Regions from separate parts of the Mus musculus genome. Here region 1 is linked to region 2. Evidence: chromatin loops called from intact Hi-C (ENCODE). Cell type or tissue: heart. All regions are shown on one strand. Each heading gives the region's core, and the rest is flanking DNA. Links, peaks and the distances in the headings are about the cores only.

Region 1 (10,874 bases), core at 1,874-9,873, 55 kb before region 2:
TGACCATTCTCCCGAAAGTGGCAGGGTTCGACACCAGTCTCCTGGCTCTCCCTCGGCGGAGTGGATCTCATAGCAGGAAGGGTCCAAGGTACCAATAATCTAGCTGACTCAGCAGCGTGAGAACCTTCTTGCCCCCCTGAGAACCAGTATTTGGGCTGAGTCTCTTGTGGATCTTTACCAGGGCCCCATCTTTTTTGTCCATAATCCTAGGGGCTTTCATAGAGGTTGAAAAGGGACTCCTGCAATGGGACAATGTCCTGAGCTAGGAAAAACGACAGTGTCCAACCAGCAGCTGAATGTTTCTCCAGCTGTGACAGGAGGTGTTTCAACCACTCTTCAGAGGCACAGACTACACCCCTGGCTACTGCTGAGTATCAAACGTGGGCCCTTTCCCAGAGGTTAAAGGACTCCTCATGATCAGGGAATCAGCTCTTCACATACACTCATGATGCTACATTTCTTGGGAATAGGAAAAGAGGCCCGGAGAGGGGCACAGGGCACTGACAACGTGGTCAAGAACACACAGGACTGGAGACCCCCAGATACACTCTCTAGAATACCCACCATCCCCCAGTGCCTCGGTGTTGTGAAACCCCAGCTAGAAGGGCCCTTACCAGGGAGGTGGGAGCCAGGGGCAGCGCACACACCTTTCATCCCAGCACCTAGGAGGCAGGAAGCAGGTGGCTCCCTATGATTTTGAGGCCAGCCTGGTTTATACAGCAAAGCTCCAGGCTAGCCGGGGCTACATAGTAAGATTCTGCTTCAAGAAACAAAACAGAAAAACAAAAACCAGCAACAAAAAAATGCAACTAAACAAAAAATGTCTTCTTAGGGACCCATCTCCCGATTCCCCCAATCCTACATTATTGTCAGGGGAAATGGGGGCAGAAAGCTTGGAGGGCAAAATATCCCTTACAAAGCAGATGCAGGGACTGTGGGTGTAGCTCAGTTGGTACACTGCTTTTTTCAAGGCTTTGGATTTGATCTCTGATACTCCATAAACCGGACACAGTGGCACACACCTATAGAGATTCAAGATTATCCTCAGCCACACAGGCAGTTTGAGGCCAGTCTGGAGTCCATGAGATTCTGTCTCAAAAATCCACCCTACAAATGAATAAAACAGAGACAAAGCCAGGTATGGAGATGCACATTGGTACATCCAGCATTGGGGAGGCTGAGACAGGAGGACTGCCTTGAGTTTGAGCTCAGCCACAGTTATGTAACAAGACCCTGTCTTGCGAGCTGGAGAGATGGCTCAGAGGTTAAGAGCACTGTCTGCTCTTCCAGAGATCCTGAGTTCAATTCCCAGCAATCACATGGTGGCTCACAACCACTGTAATGAGGTCTGGTGCCCTCTTCTGGCTTATAGGCATAAATGGAGGCAGAACACTGTATACATAGTAAATAAATAAATCTTTAAAAAAAAAAAAAGGAAACCTGTCTTGAGATAGAACACAAAAATATTAAGAAGAAAAAGTAAAGATGGAAAAATCTGACTCCAGATTGAGGCACGAGCCCAGGGAAGCCAAGACTAGTGGAATCTGGTTTAGTCCAGAGGTAAAAACTCGGCTAACTCTGCCAGGAGCCGGCTGTGTGCACCATGGCCTCAAGATCTCTAAGAATAAATCTGCAAGGTTTTCTTTTGTGTTTTTGAAACAGGGGTTTGTTTGCTATGCTGCTCAGGTTGGGCTCAAACTACCACTTTTTTAAGCCGCTGAGTTTGTGGTAACTTGTCACATCAACCACAGGAAACAGAGACACCCAGATCTTCATAACCTCATGGGTAGGGCTTCTGTCCTTACACTCAAAGCATGCCACACACCTGAGGCCAGGAGTCCATCAGACCCCCTCTGAACGGGGAAAGGCACCCAGGCTCAGTATTGATTTAAAAATATTTTATTCTTTACAAAATACAGCATTCAACCATCCCTTCCTGTGACATCTGGCCCCTGCCAACCGTCCCCACCCACTGTAGCCAAAGGCTTTTGGGCTGGGCTGCAACCACAGCACGAAATTTTCTGGAGGCTAGGTTTGTGCCAAGGTGGGGTTTCGCCAGCCACCCTGTACACACAGATGAGAGGCAGGGACAGTGACAGGGCAAGGTCACACAGTGCTGGTCCAGAGGCAGGCCCTCAGATATGGTCAGCCACCTGCCCTCCTTGTCCCACAGGAAAGCAATTCCTTAGAGCCCAGGCTGGGGAGGAAGGAAGTCCAGGGGTGGCAGAGTGGCAACCCTGTAGTCCACGTGCCCGGCCCTGTTCCCAGTCCAGACACCTAGCTGTCTTCCCCGTTCTCCCCGGGGCCCCGGATGAGGCGCTTGTGGCCCCGCTTGCCCCCGGGGCCTTTGGGCTTGGCGAACGCCTGCTTGAACGCGTGTTGCTTGGGATGTACCTCGTCATAGAGGAACTCAGCTGTCAGCTCTGCTCCATCGCCGATCTCAATCTGCATGGGTCAAGACAGAAGTCACCACTATATCCAGGGCCCAACACATACCACTCTCAGGGAAACCCCACTTCTGGAGTCACTCTTGATATCTGTCTTCTCTTAGGTAACCGCAGGATCTACAATGCAGGGTCTGTTACCCCACTGGCCTGAGTCACCTTCTCCTAGCCCCATCCCCACCAGACCTAGGAAAAGGAGGTGGTAAGGCAGTCAAGCCTTGGGCTTATGTGTGCCTTGGTTTGCCCTGGGCCTTAGGCTTTCCACCCATCCAATACTGCAGCAGTGAGTCTTGCAAGAACATAGGACTCCAGTGGAGAGTAGAGTGCTGGGACCCTGGGAACAGGCCGTACCTTCTTAGCTATCTCCAGCTGGAAGTCTTGCTCTACGGAGTCAAGGAGGCGGCTCTTGCAGCTGGAGTAGAGCATCCGCTCCTTGATGCTGCACTTGTACCCGGGCATGGAGTAGATGAACACTGGAGGGGATGACGTGGTGAGGTACCTGCAGACCTCCCCTAGCAGGCCCAAGCAGTGGCTTGTCATTGCTGCTCCCTGCCCAGTCCCTGTCATGGCTACTCACCCACAGATTCAAGGGCATCACCCTCATGAGTATGCTTGTATAGGAAGAAGTGGTAGCGGGCAGCATCTCGAGGAATCCGTGAGGGCAGCTGGGCCACATTTGTGGGTTCTGTGTGTACCAGCTCGATGGTCTCCCGTTCCAGGTCCAGCTTCTGAGGAGGAGCAGGGGAGGTATGAGGGTGCCAGTGTACCCATAAGGAAGCAGGATTGTTGGGCGGGTAAGAGTGTTTGGGGTCCCCATCTCTAGGGTCCCCTTCTCAAGGCTGGACCTCATCAGACTGCGGGGCTTATTCTAAAGAGTCCCTCCAGCCCCAACTCTGCCCCTTTTGAGGATTCTGCTAAAAAAAAGAAGCTCCCACTGAGATCCCTGTCTGAGGTGTCGTGGGGGGCCTTGACTTCAGCAAGGCACTGCCACAGGTTGACTGTCAAGAGACAAAGCCCCAGGAAAGTGTTGAGAAGGGAAAGGCATTCTGGGGCAGAAGGACTCTACCTGGGAAAGAGAAAACTCAAAAGAGCTACAGAGGAACTCTGGGATAGGACAGGGTCAGTCCTGAGGGCCAGTGTAAACCATGGTGTCTATATGTTGTAAAGATGTATAGGGCCACACGCTTAGAGGGTATCTATTGTGATTAAGACCTGGGGGCAGGCAGAGGAGAAGAGAATAGTATTATCTTTTTTTTTTTTTTCCAAGACAGGATTTCTCTGTGTTGTCCTGGCTGTCCTGGAACTCATTCTATAGACCAGGTTGGCCTCAAACTCAAAGATCCTCCTGCTTCTGCCTCTTAAAAGGCATGCCCAACCATGCATGGCTTCAATTTTTTTTTTTTAAGAAAAAATTGAAACAGGGTCTGGTATAGATTAGGTTGACCTTGAACACGCTATGTATGGATGACTTTTGAGTTTCTGACCCTCTTGCCTCTGCCCCCAGAATACAGAGATTACAGGTGTGTGCCACCACACCCGGCTTTTTGTGCTACTGCTGAGAATCAAATACAGAGTCTGGTGTATACCAGGCAAGCACTCTACCAACTGAGCTACAACATCCCAAGTCTAGGAACAATGTGGATTAGCAGAACAGCCCAGGAGACGGGGATAGGACTCTGTGCCCACTTGCAAATACGTGTAACCAGGAAACAGGAGGAGCCCACAGTGCCTAGTTCGTGTGTGCTGGGCACGGCTGTGTACCCACCAGCTGGATATAGTTGACCGTCTTCTGTTTGAGTTGCTGAAGTGCCCTCTGGGCCTCAGGCTGCAGAGGGAAGGCCAGGCCCTGCAGCGTCTGGTGTTTACTTTCCACGCTGATCTCAGTCTTCACCTGGGGGTGGGGCAGTCATGAAGAAAACCTTTATCTATCCGTAGGCGGTTGTAGCCTACCAAGTTTAGGATCTCCCAACCCACATCATCCCGGGCACGCACCTCATTGATTCGGATCTGCTGGAGTTCTCTCTCGGCAGAAGTCAGTGGGGCAGGTGCGGCACACGATGACAGGTGCTTCTGGTACCCAGCCAAGGAGAGGTCATCCTGTGGGGGAGGGGCAGAGGTGTGAGTGGATACCCTGGGCGGGCGGGCAGACAGAAGCCTGCTGTGCATCTCAGCCTGCAGCTGCTAGACTCCCCATCCTCCCATTTCTTTTATTTGAGACAGAATCTTATGTAGCTCTCAAGCTACATAAGCTGCCAACAGTGACCCTGAACTGCCAGCACTCTCGGCTGTCTCCACTTCCGGAGTACTGAGAGTCAAACCAGGGTTTTATGCATGTCAGGCAAACGCGGTATCAGCTATGTATGGTACATCCCTGTGCCCGGCCCTCCTATATCACCCTGAGCCTGGCACTGAGTTGCCGTGACCCTCACACAATGCCTCACCCTCTGGTCCCCATTCCTTATTCTGGCTTGACTAACCTTTACTGTCCCGAAGAGCTCATCCTTGATGTGGCCGCCTCCAAACTCCTTCTTCACGGTGGCGCGTGTGGCTGCATATAGCATCTTCAGCCGCACCTGAGATGGGGCAAACTGTGAGGACCTATGGGCCAAGCTGCTGCTCCAGGAGCCAACTGTGGAGCCCCGGAAGAGGGAGGCAGGGCTGACGGAAGCAGGTTATTGCACTGCGCCCAGTAGGGGGCGCAGCGAAGCTATATGAGGCAGCTTTAGCCAGCAGGGGGAGCCTCCACCCAGCTCAAACTCAGCGCGGAGTCGGGCTGACTGTACTGAGAGCCCACCGCAAGGCTCTGCAGGGTTTGGGGCAGAACCTAGCATCCCTTCCCTTGCCTCTTTAGGCCAGAATCTCTCGTCTGTTCTCCCCACTTCCCACCGGCCCCGGTGCAGGGTTGATGGGCAACGATCCCTAGAGACTCACCGGCGAATTGTCAGGTGACCAGGCCAGGAAAAGCCACTCGAAACCCTGAGCATTCTGCGAATCAAGTCGGAAGAGGAGGTAGCAGGGCTCTTGGGCGTCTAGCAGTGGCAGCACAGCCCGGTCGTAGTCCTGGTCCCAGCGTCCCACTGGCTCCTGTGAGGCACCCAGCACGAGCTGTTCTGGGGGCAGAGGCCGGGTGAGCCCACGTGGCACATCCCACATTCTCCTCTGCCCATGGACCTATGATCTCTGGATGTAGCTTTCTGAGTTACTTGGCCACTTCAACCCTCTTTCTTGCCCCAGACCCTTCAAATCCCCAAAGTTAAGAAGCAGAATTGCCGAGGGATGAATATGAATCAGTGAATTAGGCTACGTGTCCCAGCTATGGGTGGCTCCCTTTGTACACCCCCACACCTGCTAAGGCTTGTATTCATGCACACTTAAGCACTTGTGCATACACAAGCACACAAAGGAACCCAGCTGTGTGCTCACCGCCAGCAACAATGCGGTCCTCTCAAAGAACTCCTACACAGGGAGCAGCTAGCTGCAAGGTACAATCTTAACTGTACGACTTCCTGCTCTCACCTCACTCAGCGCCTGGCTCCACCAAGCCCCTCTGAGGACAAAGTGCTAAGCAAGAGGCTGCCACCCCCAGCTTCAGCCCTCTACCCCAAAGTAAAAAAGCAATAGTAGCCAACTTTTTTTTTTTCAACTTTTTTCTTTTTTTTTTTTTAATGCCAGGATTTTACTATGTGGCCTCAGTTGATGCTGAACTCCTAACCTTCCTGCAGCAGCCTCTTGAGGGCTTGAGGGTTGCCTGCGTGCACCACCACAAACAGCCTCTGCTTTTCTTTTGCTTGCTTGCTTGCTGTCTGAGACAGGATCTCATGCTGTGCAGACAGGCCTAGAACTGTGCTGGAGGAAGACCTTGAACTTTTTTTTTTTTTTGGTTTTTCGAAACAAGGTTTCTCTGTGTAGCTCTGGCTGTCCTGGAACTCACTCTGTAGACCAGGCTGGCCTCGAACTCAGAAATCTGCCTGCCTCTGCCTCCCGAGTGCTGGGATTAAAGGCGTGTGCCACCACGACCTTGAACTTCTGATCCTCAGAGCTCTACCTCCTGAATGCTGGCGTTCCTTCCATTCATGTACCACCAATTCCACTTTATGGAGTCCTAAGGAGCAAATCCAGGGCCTTGTGCACACCAGTCAAGCACTCTACCAACTGAGTTACAATCCTAGACCCTTGTGGTTATTTTTTGATACAATTTTGCTATATAGCCCAGCCTATCTTCAGACTTCCAATCCTGCCTCAGCTTTCCTGGTGCTGGAAATATAGGAGTATATCACTCGGTTGAGCTAACAACCAACATTATTATTATTATTATCATCATCATCATCTATATATATATATGACATATATAACTATGGGTACATGCATACCACAGTGTATATGCATAAGTCAATAGATAACTTTCAGGGCTCAGTCCACTGTAAGTTCCAGGGACTAAACTCAGGTTGTTTGTTAGGTTTGGGCAGCAAATACTTTTACCTAAGTCATCTTGCTGGCCAGTCTGGATCTGAGAGGCCTACCCTGTCTCTGGCCAAGTAGGTCATCCAACCCCAGTTCCAGGCTGAGACCTCATCTGGACACCATACATGTCCTTGGCCACACAGACCAACCCAGAGGAAGAACTGGGCAAAACAGTGATCCCAGGTGGACCTTGCGGGGCCAGCACTTCACCGGCCAGCACTTCACGGGGCCCTTTTGACAGGGCAAATAACCTAGCTGCCCAAGCCTCCACGTGCAAAGCTACCAGCCTCACCACCTCTGCAGGCCTTGGCTTCCTTCCCTGCCTGCCCAGAACCCAGATGGGAAACAGTGTTGAAAGCCAGCAGCTTTAGGCTGGGGAAGTTGGGGAAGAAGGCCAAATGCTGTCAGATTTTTTTTTTTTTCTTTTTTTCTTTTTTGAGACAGGGTTTCTCTGTATAGCCCTGGCTGTCCTGGAACTCACTCTGTAGACCAGGCTGGCCTCAAACTCAGAAATCCGCCTGCCTCTGCCTCCCGAGTGCTGGGATGTTGTTCATATTTGTAAAGTTTTTACTTTCTTATGTTATGAGTATTTTGCCTAGAGCTACATATGTGTATCATGTGTGTGTCTGGTACCCAGGGAGCTCAGAAGGTGGCATTGGATCCCCTAGAAATGATGTTACAGACAGTTGTGAAGCACCAGGTCAATCCTGGAACCCGAATGTGGGTCTTCTCCAAGAGCAGCAAATGCTCATAACCCCTGAGCCATCTCTCCAGCCTTTTGTTCACATTTTACAGCCAGAATGTTTGGGACAGGTGAGATAGCTCAGAGGGTAAAGATGCTTATCAGCAAGCTGGAGGATGTGAGCTCAATGCCAAAGAGCCACATGGTCAAAGCTGTTCTCTGATCCTCTCTCTCTCTCTAAGTTTAAAAATAAACCAGAATTTTATTTTATTTTTTGGTATCATGTAGCCCAGGCTGGCTCCTGACTTACTATACAGCCAAGAATGACCTTGAACCATCTGATTCTTCCACCTGTACCTCCCAAGGCTTCATTTTTATATTTGGATACAAGTTTCTATAGTCTTGGCTGGCTTCCTCCTGTCTCAACCCTCTCCAATGCTGGGATTATAGGCCTATACCATCATGCCAAGCTATAATAGGAATCTTACATAAGGAGTGTTTCTTGGGGCTGGAGAGATGGCTCAACTGAAAGCACTTGTTGATCTCCCAGAGGACCTGGGTTTGGTCCCCAGAACCTGTGTCAGGCAGCTCACAACTGCCTGTGACTCCAGTACCAATAATGTCCTCTCTCGGCCTCCGTAAGTCCTACATACACAAGCACGTACCCCCACACAGACACAGATGACACACACATAGTTTTCTGTTGTGGTGGTTGTCTAAAAGCAAATTTATAATTTAATTTCTTTAGAAAAATCAGGAGTGCCGGGCATGGTGGCACACACCTTTAATCCCAGCACTCGGGAGGCAGAGGCAAGTAGATTTCTGAGTTCGAGGCCAGCCTGGTCTACAGAGTGAGTTCCAGGACAACCAGGGCTATACAGAGAAACCCTGTCTTGAAAAACAAAACAAAAGAAAACAAAACAAAAAACGAAACAAAACAAAACAAAAATCAGGAGCTCCACCCACATTCATCTAGACCATAGGCCCCTACCCCAGGCATTCCTGGGTTCCCCAACGCTTGGAATGCAGTACTAGAGTGAGTCTACTTAGAGATCCCTTACGCTTCTGGGAACCACCTACGAGGGGTACCTTTCCTGGGAGGTTAACGGGCAGGGCTGAAATGGGAGGCCAATGAGCTCAACTGTCTCTTTAAGGGTGGGGAGTCCCAGGAGACCTCTATTTATCACCTCCCATAATGACCCCTACCCAGCCTCTGAGGACATCTGGATTTGAGGAGCCTGGACAAGGCCCAGCTTAGCTGTGGCCTGAAAGCCTGTGGTGGATTCTGAGTCTGGCAGGGCCTGCTAAGTAAACATATCACTAGGCTCATTCAGGGAGTCCAGTGCCAAAGGGCTCGTGACAGCGTGACTACTGAGAAGGCTGAAGGACCCTTGGAGGGTCTGGCCCACACCTACTCCCAGACTCTGTACCACTCCCTGCTGAGGCCGTCACTGGCAGAGGGGAGAGGGACCCCTTGTCTTCCCATCATTCAGCCTCAGACGGATCCCCTGCCTCCTTGAATAGTTCTACTTCAAGCCCTGGCTCAAGCCCCACACCCTCAGACTACCTGGTAAGAACGCAGGGGCAGCTCAAGGCCCTGTCAAGCATGGTGTCACTCTAGCCTGCTCTGAGAATGAGCAAGACATAGCTTTTTCTTCCCATTCTGGGGACATCTACTATGGGAAGGTCCATGGTATCTCAGTCCTCCTACAGCCAGCAGCCAAGCCAGGTCCAGCCAGGCCCAATCTGCTGACCACACACACACAACATATACACATACAACACACACACACTCACCTCATACCACATGCATACCCACCACGCACACACACCACATACATACACTCACCACACACACATATACCACACACATACAAAACTCACCACACACCACATATACACACTCACCACACACATACTCACCTCCCCACACACCACACACATACAACACACATACCACATACACACACTCACCACATATACCACACACATACAAAACTCACTACACACCACATATACACACTCACCATACACACATACTCACCTCCCCACACACCACACACATACAACACACACACCACATACACACACACATACACACCACACACACATACCACACACATACATCATACTCACCACACACCACATATACACATACCAAACACACATACCTCCCCACACACCACACACATACATGACACACATACCACACCATACACACACATACCACACATATACAACACACTCACCACACACCACATATACACATACTCACCACACACACTCACCTCCCCATACACCACACACATACATGACACACATACCACACCACATACACACACACTCACCACACACATAGAACACACACACCACATACACATACCACCCACCCCCCAGACACAAAACATACATATAGTAGGGCTCACTGGACCCTTACCACATATCTAGCCCGATACTCTGACAAGGCTCATCTCAAACGCCACACAGCCTCAGGCTGAGGTTAGACAGAACTGCAGGAAGGACTCTGTACAACAGGGTGCCCTCTACCCCCACTGCAGGACCCCAATGAGACCTCTCTGTGAAAGGCCTCATTACATTCTCAGATGCAGAGACTGAGGTCTGGGAGGGGCTGAAAGGAAGCTGATACCCAGCTCTCCTATCCCCAGAAGTGACTGGGTTCGGCCTCCATTCCATGCCCCAGCCCGTGGGGGACACTCACCGTCCTCAATGATGACTTTGATAAGTCGGATGGAGCCAGCCCGGGCCTTGGCAAAGAATTCCTTTAGCTCTTCAGTGGCTATAAGCACAAGAAACATAGTTGTTGTTGGTGAGCAAGCAGGCAGAGTGGGCAGGGAAGAGTTTGGGTCTGCTGGTGTCCTGTGGGGTCTGGTGGTAGCCAGGCTGGGAAGTGGGTTAAATATGGTTTCCCCATGTGACTGGAACCTGAGATGGCCACTGAACATAAGCTCCCAAATTTAGCTAGCAGGAGTGGCAGGCGGTGGCCTGCTGGCCGGGATAGCTCTGATGACAGGAAGGACAGCCCACTTGAAGATGGACCAGTTTCTAAGACAAGACAAGCTTGCCAGAATGAAGGGCACTCACTTGTCCCTGGACACTAGGATGATCTAGCAGTGACTCAACACCCACTCAGCTGGTCAATCTAAGTGGACTGAGTCTCATCTAGAGAGTCAAACAAAGACACACATACACACCCACACATACAAGCATGCACAAGTGTATACACACACACACACATGCACAGATACAATCCTGGATTGCCAACACAA
Region 2 (10,874 bases), core at 1,321-9,320:
ACACTGTAGCTGTCTTCAGACACACCAGAAGAGGGCATCAGATCCCATTACAGATGGTTGTGAGCCACCATGTGGTTGCTGGGAATTGAACTCAAGTCCTCTGGAAGAGCAGACAGTGCTTTTAACCGCTGAGCCATCTCTCCAGCCCCTGAGTTGATCTAATTCTTATGTATTTCTATTGCCCTCCGTACAAACAGAAACTGCAATTTTCTTTTCCCCTTCTTCTTTCTTTTTACCTTTCTTTCTTTTCTTTCTTTCTTTCTTTCTTTCTTTCTTTCTTTCTTTCTTTCTTTCTTTCTTTCTTTCTTTCTTTTTTTCTTTCTTTCTTTCTTTCTTTCTTTTTTAAAGGATTTTGAAACAGGACTCCACTGGGCTGCTAAGACTGACAGGGAACAGCAATGTCTTCAGTTGCAAAATGGAAGGGATTTCACAAAAGGAAAAGAGGTAATGTGGAGTGGAGGAAGTGGCACATAATAAGGAAATTTAGACAGCGTGTGGGGTGGGGTGTAGTGGGGTCCTGATTGAGCTTCTCAATTACACAGCAGTACACACCTGCGACTTTAGTACTCAGGAGCCTGAGGCAGTAGGATCATAAACTTGAAGTCAGCCTAGGCTACAAAGTGTGTCTGTGTATGTGGTAGGAGTCGAGGTTAAAAAAACAAAACAAAACAAAACAACCTTTTAAAGGAAACACGTTTGAAACAATCCTTTCCATCAGTAAAGGATTTTGGAGCCCAGCCAATAGTTGATTTTTGAATGTGGGAAAAAGGCAGGACTGGATCATAGTGGACACAATGTGAGAGCAAGGGTAGGGAGGAAGAAAAGACTTAGGGGTCATTTTGTTTACAGTCATTTTGCTCGTGTGTTCAAAAATCACCCAACAGAAATCTTTTGCTGAGTTAGCTGTATGTGGTGGCTTACGGAGAAAAGAGGTAAGCATCAATGAATTGTCATGGATGTCTTTAAATCGCTTTCTAGAGGGGTGTGTTGTAGCGCTCGCTGATGTTCAGCCCTGTTCGGAACCGAACAAGAATTCAGGGTGTATTTAACGGTGGACTAGATCTAACAGGATGAACAGGGAAGGCTCATTACAAATCACACAGAACACAGAAACCAGAGCCCCCCACTCGCCTCTTTTCAGGTTTTCTCTGAGTGTCAGTGAGGCCGGAAAGTTCTAAACCAGGTTCTCGGTCTCTAGGGAGATCTCAGACCAGCCACTTCCGGGTTAATCCCCACCCACAGAGTACTTCCGGTCTCCAGCGCCAGAAGCTGCGGGAAGGTGAGTTTGCGTCTCAAGCAAATAAATGGTACTTGGAAGTCGTTCCTGGCCCGGACAGAGACCGATCCAGGCGACAGCAACCCCTTAATCTTGCGACATCTTGCACTACACGGCAACATTTCCCTCGAGAAGATCACAGGCTCAGGCTCAGGAGACGTCACTTCCGGTCACCTGGCGGTTGGCCAATTCCGGACTTGATGTCAGCTCCGCTTTGGTTCCGGGAGGAGTCGAGCCTGGTCTTCGCCTATCCTCACTTACCAAGGCGGGTGCACTGGAGCTGGGAAGGTGTAGTGTCTTAGAGTTGGGAATTTGGCTCCTGAAAATGCAAGTCGTCCAATTAACTTTAGACTTACCACAACGTAATTTTTAGTTAGAAATAATCCAAAATATACTGGTCATAGTTATAATAAAAAATTACTTATCCAAAATTCAAATTTCACCAAACACCCAGTACTTAATTTGGCAATTTTGGACTTGAACTTTTTTTTTCCCTTGAATTCTAATAGGGACCTTCTAGGCTTTTGCCCTTCTGGGAAAGAGATACAAAATTCACCTAGGACTGAGCTTTATGTTTTGGATGCTAAGATGTGTTTAGTACCAAGCCCGGGGAATCCCATACATGAAAACTGAACATGTTTGCAGGCGTCCCGCGGCAGTGCCCTGTGTATTCCTTTTTACAAACAGTAGTTTCTGGGAAAGCTAGCTGGGAACTACAAGGCTAAATGGCGGAGGTTTGGCAGGCGCTACGTTGTTTAGGAGTGGGATAAACTGTTACCTGGAGTTTTCTCTGTCAGCTTGTACAGAGAATCAGAAAGCCCTAGGTGTCAGGAAAATACGAGCGTCAGTCTCCCAAGCACTATGGAGAACTGGATGACTTTATGCATGCTAGGGAAGGTCTCTCCCACAGGACTACACTTTCAAGTTCCCTTGAAAAGTGAGAGTTAGGCTTCATTGTGTCCCACATCTTGCAAATGAGCTCAGTGTGAGAAAAGATATACTAATACACGCTTTAAAAAAAGCTAGAACCCCATCCCTAGACTCCGCCCTCTTCCACCCATGCTTACGGATACAGTTGTCTTTCTACCTTTTTAGGGGCTTGAATGTAGCTCAGTGGTAGAGCGCATGCTCGCTCGTTACATGGACAGCCCGGGCACAGTCTTCAGTACCCTCCTGTCCCTAAACTTAGATATCTTTTTGCAGCTGAGTCTTTTATTGTTCCTGTATAGTTACGCTGTAGCTTCCCGACCTTTACCCCAAGACCTTTCTGTCCTTCACTCTGCCCAGTGGAGAAAATGATTGTTTGGGCTTCATTACTGGAACCCGGCCTTTGCCTGCTCTAGCACTGGGCTGTTTTTGTTGTGAAGGGTGTAACTCAGGACTTGTTTTTTGCTATCATGGAGCCAGAAAGGGATGTTCCTGGCAAGGCTGATCATGACCAGCTGTATGGGGACAAGGGTGTCTGGTCTTGTCCTATAGATTGAGCCCCATAGCACATGTCCTTTTGCTTATAACCTGGGGACTTGCTGAAGGTCTGACCTTGAGTGAGATTTGTGGTTACTCTTGATTCGTGCCTGGACCACTTGCTGAACTAGCCTGAGTCCTGAGCTTCCTTAGGCTGTGTGCACTGGTAAATCTGCAGCCTTTCCACATGGACCCAGCTTTGCCAGACTGGTTGTATGAGCTAACAGAGCAGGCTAGAGGTCAATGGACTCCGGGTCAGTTGGCTAGACAACCAATAGCCTTTTTTTTTTTTTTTCTTGGCAGTAGAAGTGGTAAAGGAACGTCTAAGGCATAAATGCCAGAAAGGGGGCACTGCCGTGGTGTGAGGGCTTTGGAAGTACAGGATGTGGAAGAAGAATGGCCCAGGGGCCTGCTGGTAGGAACGGCGTCCTTCATGAATGATTAACTTCTAGGCAAAGGAGGTGACCTAGGAGGAAGGTCCACTTAACAGGAACTTTGGACTTGGAGCAGAGTGTCCAGAAGACTGGTGTGTGGTCTACAGAAGAGGACGTGGCTGGGCATCAGGGCTGGGCTTTCAGGGCTGGTGTAAGATCAGGTTTGCTGCAGGCTTCATGACTTCTCCAGGTTTCATTTCAGGTTATGGAGTCCGCCAGTCCTGAGCCCTCGGAGGGGTGGCCATGATGGATGGTGGGGTTCTGTCCGTGGCCTCACTCCTTCTCCTCCCTCTCTAGGCAGCTATGGACACGAGGCTGTGCTGAGAGAAGCGGGGCATGGCTGCGGCCCTACAGGTCTTGCCCTGTCTCCTCCGAGCCCCATCCCGTCCACTCCTCTGGGGGCCCCCAGTGGCCCGGATGACCAGTGGTATGGCTTTGGCAGAACAGGCACGGCAGCTGTTTGATAGTGCAGTGGGTGCTGTGCAGCCAGGCCCCATGCTGCAGAGGACACTGTCCCTGGATCCTAGTGGCAGACAGCTGAAGGTGCGGGACCGGACTTTCCAGCTGCGGGAAAACCTCTACCTAGTGGGCTTCGGCAAGGCCGTACTGGGCATGGCAGCTGCTGCCGAGGAGCTGCTGGCTCAGCATCTTGTGCAGGGTGTGATCAGCGTACCCAAGGGGATCCGAGCCGCTATGGAACATGCTGGAAAGAAGTAAGAGTCTATGGGCGCAGGGGGACGCCCTCTACTGTCCTTTGGAAGAACACCTCCCTTCCTCTTTGATCTCCCTATCTCCTGGGTCTGGCCTGGTTTCTAAATGGGTTATCAGTGGGCCGCTTTCACCTGTACAGCTGAGAAGTCAGGTCGGAGGAGAGGAGCCCACCCCCATCCCTTCTCCCTTCTCAGAGAGATGCTGCTGAAGCCACACAGCCGCATCCAGGTGTTCGAGGGCGCCGAGGACAACTTACCGGATCGGGATGCACTCCGGGCCGCGCTGACCATCCAGCAGCTGGCAGAGGGGCTCACTGCAGATGACCTGCTGCTGGTGCTCATCTCAGGTGTGGGACCAGCCGACAGGGGTGCCCCGAGTACCATATGGTCACAGGGTGAAGTCAGGACCATGGCAGACAGTGAGGAACCTGGAGGGTACCTAGTGAGTGGTGTCAGGTTGGTCACCTCTCCTCAGCTGGAAGTTCACCCTGTTGAACATCTGTAATGGTGAAGGCACAGCTGGGTACTAACACTGACACACATCAGAACCTTTGGAAGACATTGCTGTCTGCAGCGGTGTCATTCGTGCTCCTGAAGCTGAGTTTCCAGACCCCATGGATCTCTCTTCTTGCTTATTTGCTGTTTTTTCTTGCTCTTTCTTAGTTAAATTTAAAAACAAAAATTTTTGGGGGGTATTGGGGATAGAGTTCAGGGCTTCACACAGGCTAGGCAAGCACTTTGCTAGCAAGCTTCTCCTGGGATCTGGTATACCCCTACTAGGGGACAACTTCACTCTGTGTCCACAAGGGGGCACTGTAACCCCACCTTCTTAGAGGACCTTCCTTATGGCTTGCCTGGTTCTCTGGGTCGGGCTGTCTCCTCTCCCTGACACTCTCACTGACTTTAGGTGGGGGCTCAGCCCTGCTGCCTGCTCCTATCCCACCTGTCACACTGGAGGAGAAACAGATGCTCACCAAGCTGCTGGCAGCCCGAGGAGCCACGATCCAGGAGCTGAACACCATCCGCAAGGCCCTGTCGCAGCTGAAGGGTGGAGGGCTGGCTCAGGCTGCCTATCCTGCTCAGGTGCACTAATCACTTCTTCAGTAGGCCCTGGGTTCCCAACACGTGACAGGGAGATGAGAGCTTAAGCCAACATATGAGTTGGCAGGGGCCTGGCCTGGAAAGTCCTGGGAGGAAGCCTAGAGAGAGTAAGAGGGAGGCTTTCTGGTTAGGTGTTCTGCCAGCCCACCTGAAAGTGGCAAGATGTGGGTAGATGTGGGCAAGGAAGCATACCAGATGCTGTATACCCAGGCCCAGTTTGTCCTTAAGGGCCCCGGAACACGGAGGAGGCAAGACTGAACCTTATTTTGTGGCCTTTGTCTAGGTGATAAGCCTCATCTTGTCAGATGTGATTGGGGACCCTTTGGAAGTGATTGCCAGTGGCCCTACGGTGGCCAGCACCCACAGTGTGCAAGACTGCCTGCATATTCTCAACCACTATGGCCTCCGTGCTGCTCTTCCCCGCTCTGTGAAGACTGTGCTCTCCCGAGCTGACTCTGACCCCCATGGACCACACACCTGTGGCCACGTCCTCAATGTGATCATCGGCTCTAACTCTCTGGCGCTGGCTGAGGCTCAGAGGCAAGCCGAGGTGCTGGGCTACCATGCCATGGTGTTGAGCACAGCCATGCAGGGTGATGTAAAAAGAGTGGCTCGGTTCTACGGGCTGCTAGCCCGGGTGGCTGCAGCCCACCTCACTCCATCCTTGGCTGAGCGTCCCTTGGAGGAGGAGGCGGAACTCCATCAGCTGGCAGCTGAGCTCCAGCTCCCGGACCTGCAGCTGGAGGAGGCTCTGGAAGCGGTGGTAAAGGCTAAAGGGCCGGTCTGCCTCCTGGCTGGTGGTGAGCCCACGGTGCAGCTGCAGGGATCTGGCAAGGGCGGTCGGAACCAAGAACTGGCCTTGCACGTGGGAGTGGAGCTGGGAAGGCAGCCACTGGGACCTATTGATGTGCTATTTTTGAGTGGAGGCACTGATGGGCAGGATGGGCCTACAAAGGTGGCCGGGGCCTGGGTCATGTCTGATCTCATCAGCCAGGCTTCTGCTGAGAGCCTGGACATCGCCACCTCCCTCGCCAATAACGACTCATACACTTTCTTTTGCCGCTTCCGGGGAGGAACACATTTGCTGCACACAGGGTTGACAGGGACCAATGTTATGGATGTCCACCTCCTGATTCTTCATCCTCAGTGATGGTGTCGCTCACCGTGTGAGAGTGTAGAAGAGGCCTTCAAGGGCAGGGCCTCTTAGGAAGGTCAAGGGCCGATTCCCAGGCCCCACTGTGCCGCAGGACTTTTCCTCCGTTGCTCTGCCCGCCTCCCTCGGATCTACTCTATGCTTGTTCCCCCAACTAGATTAGAAGATGGGGGCTTCTTTCTACCCCTAGTTTCTGTCATGACAGCAGGTAGCCCTGAGGCCCAGCAGGAGCTTCTTGGCCAGTCACAGTTCTCATTTTCTCCCTGGATGCCTTCCTGCCCAGGTCCTCAGCCTGTCTCTTCCATGGAGCGAAGGTAGGGCACTGAAAATAAAGAGAATGTTGTGTGTGGGGGTCTCAGCTCATCTCCCCTCAGCACCTCTTTCCATAGCACAGATCCTCGGGGAGCTGCTGGGCAGGGACCCGTGGTGTGGCCCCAGCAGTGGTGCCAGTACCTTGAAGAGTTTCTCATACCCTTTTTGGCTGGGTGCACACTCAGGGTCTGCTGATGGCAATCTGTGACAATTGAATCTGTCTCCTAGCAGTGTCAATGTGGGTTAACAGGACAGGCTTATAGTTGCCTACTTAACCCTGACTCCCTGTGGTAGAAACCTGATCATGGTTTCTCCTCTCCTGCTGTTGCCTGACTGGGTGGAGACGATCCACTTGTCACCACGGCTCTTCCTTCTGTATTTGGACCACTCTCAGCTTTCCCCCTCACCCTCTGGCTATCAAGGGGTTTCTTCAGGCCGCAGGCATTGCACTTGTTCTCCTGTGCCCACTTTTCCCAGGCTAAACATTCCATGTTCCATTGTCGCTCCTCCGGGTACCCAGTTGGGACCCTGGTGCCAGCATTTCAGTGTGTGTCTCAGCACTAGAATGGTAGGTCAGAGCAGTGAAGGACCTCAGCAGTCCCTCACCCCATCCTGTCATAGCTGGCAGAGGTGAGTCACTTGGCTTGGCCTGCAGCCACTGGCCTGGTTTACCTCGAGCCCTCTTGTTCCACATCAGAGCCCTCTGTTGGCTTATCCTCACCGTACGCCACGGCTCCAATCCCTATATGAGCGAGCAATAGAATCACATAGGAATAAAAAGCCATAGAGAACAGTGAGGCCTGGGGCGGCCCCTGTGGGCCCTTCTTCCATCGTGAGGGTGTGAGGGGCTCTAGGTCAGAGCTGATGTGTCCTGGGAAGGGCCTCCCATCTCCACTGGGCTCTGGACAGTCTAGCTAGAAGTTGGGCCATGGCTTGCAGACCTGGCTCCTGTGTGTGTTCCTAAGACTGAGAAGGAGGTAAGCAAGGTGAGCTGGCTCTGAGGACCAGACAGGCTTAGGGAAGTGGAGTGGTTTGTACCATTTCTTTCCTTCTGTCCTTGTGCACAGGATCAGAGACTCTGGGGATTTTGTCTTTACGCTGGGGTTCTGGTATCCTCTAGGAGTGGCTCTGTCCCCGTGTTCTTGACCTTGGGAACGTATTCCCATTGGACACTGAGTTGCAGGCCAGAGCTTCAGGAGAAGAGCTTTTCAGCCGCATCCTTGGTGTCTCTGTGAGGTAAACACGTGAGCAGTGGACACTGGTGTCAGAATGCATCCACAGTGTACCCATGGGTGCTTTTCAGAGTAGGTTTGCTCGTGGGGACCACTGTCACCATTGCCTGCTGAGGGCTTCACATATAGGTAGAGTCTTTTTGTTGGAGGCTCCCCGTGTCTGCCTTGGTCACTTTCCTGTACCTATGCTCTCAGAGTCTGGGGGCCAGGGTCTGAATTGGGCCCCATTATAGCAAACAGTTTGTGGGCATAACCTTCTATATTTGCTCACCTATTTATCTGGTCATTCTAGATGATAGAAATAAACAAATTCCTCACAGTTAGAGCTCAATAGGACTGTTTTTTTTGTTTTTTTCTCTCCATCAATATCAAGTATGGAGCCAGGCCTGGTGCACAGGCCTATAATCCCAGGTACACGAGAGGACTCTCAGAGTATTGAGAGCTCATGGCTAGCCTGAGCTACAGAGTGAAAGCCAGCCTAGGCAACTAAGAGAGATCCCATTTTAAAGACCTTTAAAAAGGGTCGGGCAGTGGTGGTGCACGCTTTTAATACCAGCACTTGGGAGGCAGAGGCAGGCGGATCTCTTGAGTGTTTGAGGCCAGCCCAATCTACAGAGTGAGTTCCAGGACATCCAGTGCTACCCAGAGAGAACCCCTGTCTCACCAAGAACAGCAGCAGCAGCAGCAGCAGCAGCAGCAGCAGCAGCAGCAGCAACAACAACAACAACAACAAGAGGTCTGGGAATGTGGTCAATGATACTATTCTAGCATGTGTGAAGCCCTGGGTTGAGTTCCCAGCACTGAAAAATAAAATAAATAAATGAATGAATGGCTATATGCACATGTGTCTTACTAATTATGGATTATTAGAGACACGGCCCTCCTTTGGCTCTCAGCTGCCGTTTCTCCCGACTCAGGTTTTTGCTGGCCAAATCCTTACTTTGTCATCATGTGCTGATACTTTCCATGGCTTGAGGATTTTGCCACAATGGTGCTCAGGCCTCCTTCACATTAAAGCCTTCTCATTCTCTGCACTTGGCATGACTGTGGGTCTGGAGAGCCTTTCACGGTCAGCTTAGGTAAACCCATTTATCCTATGGCTGGAGAATTAGAGGAGATGGTTTATCAGGGACTGTAGAGCAAGTCAGTCACAGACCAGGGATGTGAACCTGCTTTGGGCTTTTGATACACATTCTCTGCTGCCCCCTGGGGCTCAGATACCATGGGGGCCAGCCCAAGGCGAAGCCAGAGTTAGGGGATGTGCCATTGTTTTCCATGTTGCCCTCAGTGGTTTGAGGATGGTGGCATGACCAGACTTAGCCTCTCCAGGGATCTGTAAAGCAGATTTGTTGGTCTCTTTGTGGTCTGGAGGAGCAGGGTGTTGAGTGGTTTAACAGGAGACCCCACGAGTGTGAATGGTGGGCATCTACATAAATGTGTGCACACACCTGAGTATGCATGTGTAGGGGTTTGTGTCCAACCAGTCACCGTGTGGACCTCCACACTGCTCTGCTCCATTCCAAGGTGTAGATGGTTTGCTGTGTTTAGAATTTCAGGAATATTGTGGGGCATGGTGGGTAAGGACACCTTAAAGGCTGGCAGAGGCAGGATGGCAAAGGGCCCCTCCCTCCCTCCCTCTCCTTCCCTCTCCCCTCTCTCCCTCTCCCCTCCTTCCCTCTCCCCTCTCTCCCTCTCCCCTCCCTCCCTCTCCCCTCTCTCCCTCTCCCCTCCCTCCCTCTCCCCTCCTTCCCTCTCCCCTCCCTCCCTCTCCCCTCCTTCCCTCTCCCCTCCCTCCCTCTATCCCTTCCTCCCTCTCTATCTCCCTCCTCCCTTCCCTCTCATTCTTACCTTTGCAAGTTCCTTATGGCCTCAGCCCTGTAGCCTTTGTCTTCATTTAAGCATTGGCAACTCTGTTCTATTTTTTTTTTTTTTTTTAATTTCTGAGGCAGGGTCACTGTGTAGCCCTAGCTGGCTCTCAGTTCAAAGAGGTCCATTTGCTTCTGTCTCCCCTGGGCTGGGACTAAAGGCTCTGCCACACCCAGTTCATTGGCAACTCTTTAGATGCTCACTTTGGAATCAAGATGAAAGCCCAGGTTCAAACATCCTTGGGAATGAATGAACCCCTCTGTCCCTAGGAATGTCATCAGTGTCGTGAGGATATGAGAGGTAGTGTATCAGTTAGTGGGAACGAGGAGTCTGTGGTCGTGTAAAATCTCCCTAGAGTGGCACTAAAGTGGCCTGGAAGGCACATTAGAGTAGGAGTTGGGTCCTAGGTCCTTGTTCTGCCTTGCTACCTGTCCTTCCTTCTCCTTCTGGTGTTGACTATGCTTGTGTCCTGCTCACCTCTGGTGGGCTGGGGTTATCAGCACCAGATGAATCTCTTTGAGGAAGCTCCATGCAAATCGGAAGCTCAGGGAGAGAAGGAAAAAAAAAATTAGAGCTAATAGCCGGGGCTGGAGAGATGGCTGCTCTTCCCGAGGACCTGAGCTCAGTTCCCAGCCCCAGCACAGTGGTTCACAGCTGTCTGTAATTACAGCTGCAGGGATCCAATACTCTCTTCTGGTCTTCATGAGCACCAGGCACATACATATATGCGTGCAGGCAAACCACTTATCCACACAAAATTTTAAAAAGTGAAGTCTTTAAAAATAGATAATCTTTTACAAAGATCCCAGTTATTAGTATCTTCCAGAGATAACTGTAAAGAGATCTCAGTTTAGAGAGGCAAGATTTGAGCCAGCAGGACACTGGTGTTCATGGCCAGAAGTCAAGCAAGCTACCTGCCGCCTACATCCTTTAGACATTAGAATGGCTTTAGCTGTTTTTGTGTGTTTGTTTGCTTGTTTTAAACATAGTCTCTCATATAGCCCAGGTTGGCCTCCAACTTGAGATGTAGCCAAGGATGACTTTGAATCTCTCCATCCCCCCTTTCTCTGTCTCATGAGTACTGAGAAGACAGATGTGTGCCTTTGCCCACATCTGTGTGGTGTTGGGGATCAAACCCAGGGCCTCGTGAATGATAGCTGAGTACTCTACCAACTGAGTTACATCCCAAGTCCCTCCTTCTTACTCTATATGTGTCTGGGAGTATCTGTCACTGAGCTATACCTCCAGTTAAGGGTGGCACTTGAGTTATGGGAGGTCCAGGAGCTGGTGTGTGTATGGAATTAGCTGGAGCTAGAGTTAACTGCC

What was found. Peaks named below come from ENCODE experiments on the same cell type or tissue, not always from the same donor. Only the 100,000 strongest peaks of a DNase experiment are listed, where the experiment ranks them.
Region 1: a loop joins it to region 2, with 3 times the contacts of the local background. A loop is called at or near these places in 9 of 42 quality-filtered maps.

Annotation. Positions count from the first base shown.
Region 1 is chr9:106,206,399-106,217,272 of GRCm38, reverse strand. It overlaps Twf2 (twinfilin actin binding protein 2), which reads right to left. Exons shown (of 9, transcript NM_011876.3): 2 at 10,307-10,384; 3 at 5,376-5,554; 4 at 4,922-5,017; 5 at 4,437-4,541; 6 at 4,210-4,335; 7 at 3,022-3,172; 8 at 2,796-2,917; 9 at 1,886-2,445. The coding sequence ends at 2,278. Among named protein-coding and RNA genes, the nearest start is that of Twf2, 8.7 kb to the right of the region's middle. In heart, for the core only: no CTCF peak of the experiment used is centred there; DNase peaks (open chromatin) are centred at 4,462, 5,222, 7,072 and 8,852; H3K4me3 peaks cover 1,161 bases; H3K27ac peaks cover 832 bases.
Region 2 is chr9:106,150,502-106,161,375 of GRCm38, reverse strand. It overlaps Glyctk (glycerate kinase), which reads left to right and starts at 3,238. Exons shown (of 4, transcript NM_174846.4): 1 at 3,238-3,887; 2 at 4,080-4,231; 3 at 4,792-4,967; 4 at 5,269-8,516. The coding sequence starts at 3,511. The coding sequence ends at 6,135. It overlaps D030055H07Rik (a long non-coding RNA gene), which reads right to left. Exons shown (of 7, transcript XR_003948237.1): 2 at 10,026-10,091; 3 at 8,623-9,220; 4 at 8,347-8,482; 5 at 4,859-5,083; 6 at 4,142-4,383; 7 at 677-1,595. It overlaps Mir135a-1 (microRNA 135a-1), which reads right to left and starts at 7,252; the gene lies at 7,163-7,252. In heart, for the core only: CTCF peaks have their summits at 4,681 (motif pointing right) and 8,897 (motif pointing left); DNase peaks (open chromatin) are centred at 1,445, 4,255 and 4,845; H3K4me3 peaks cover 491 bases; H3K27ac peaks cover 548 bases; H3K27me3 peaks cover 2,507 bases.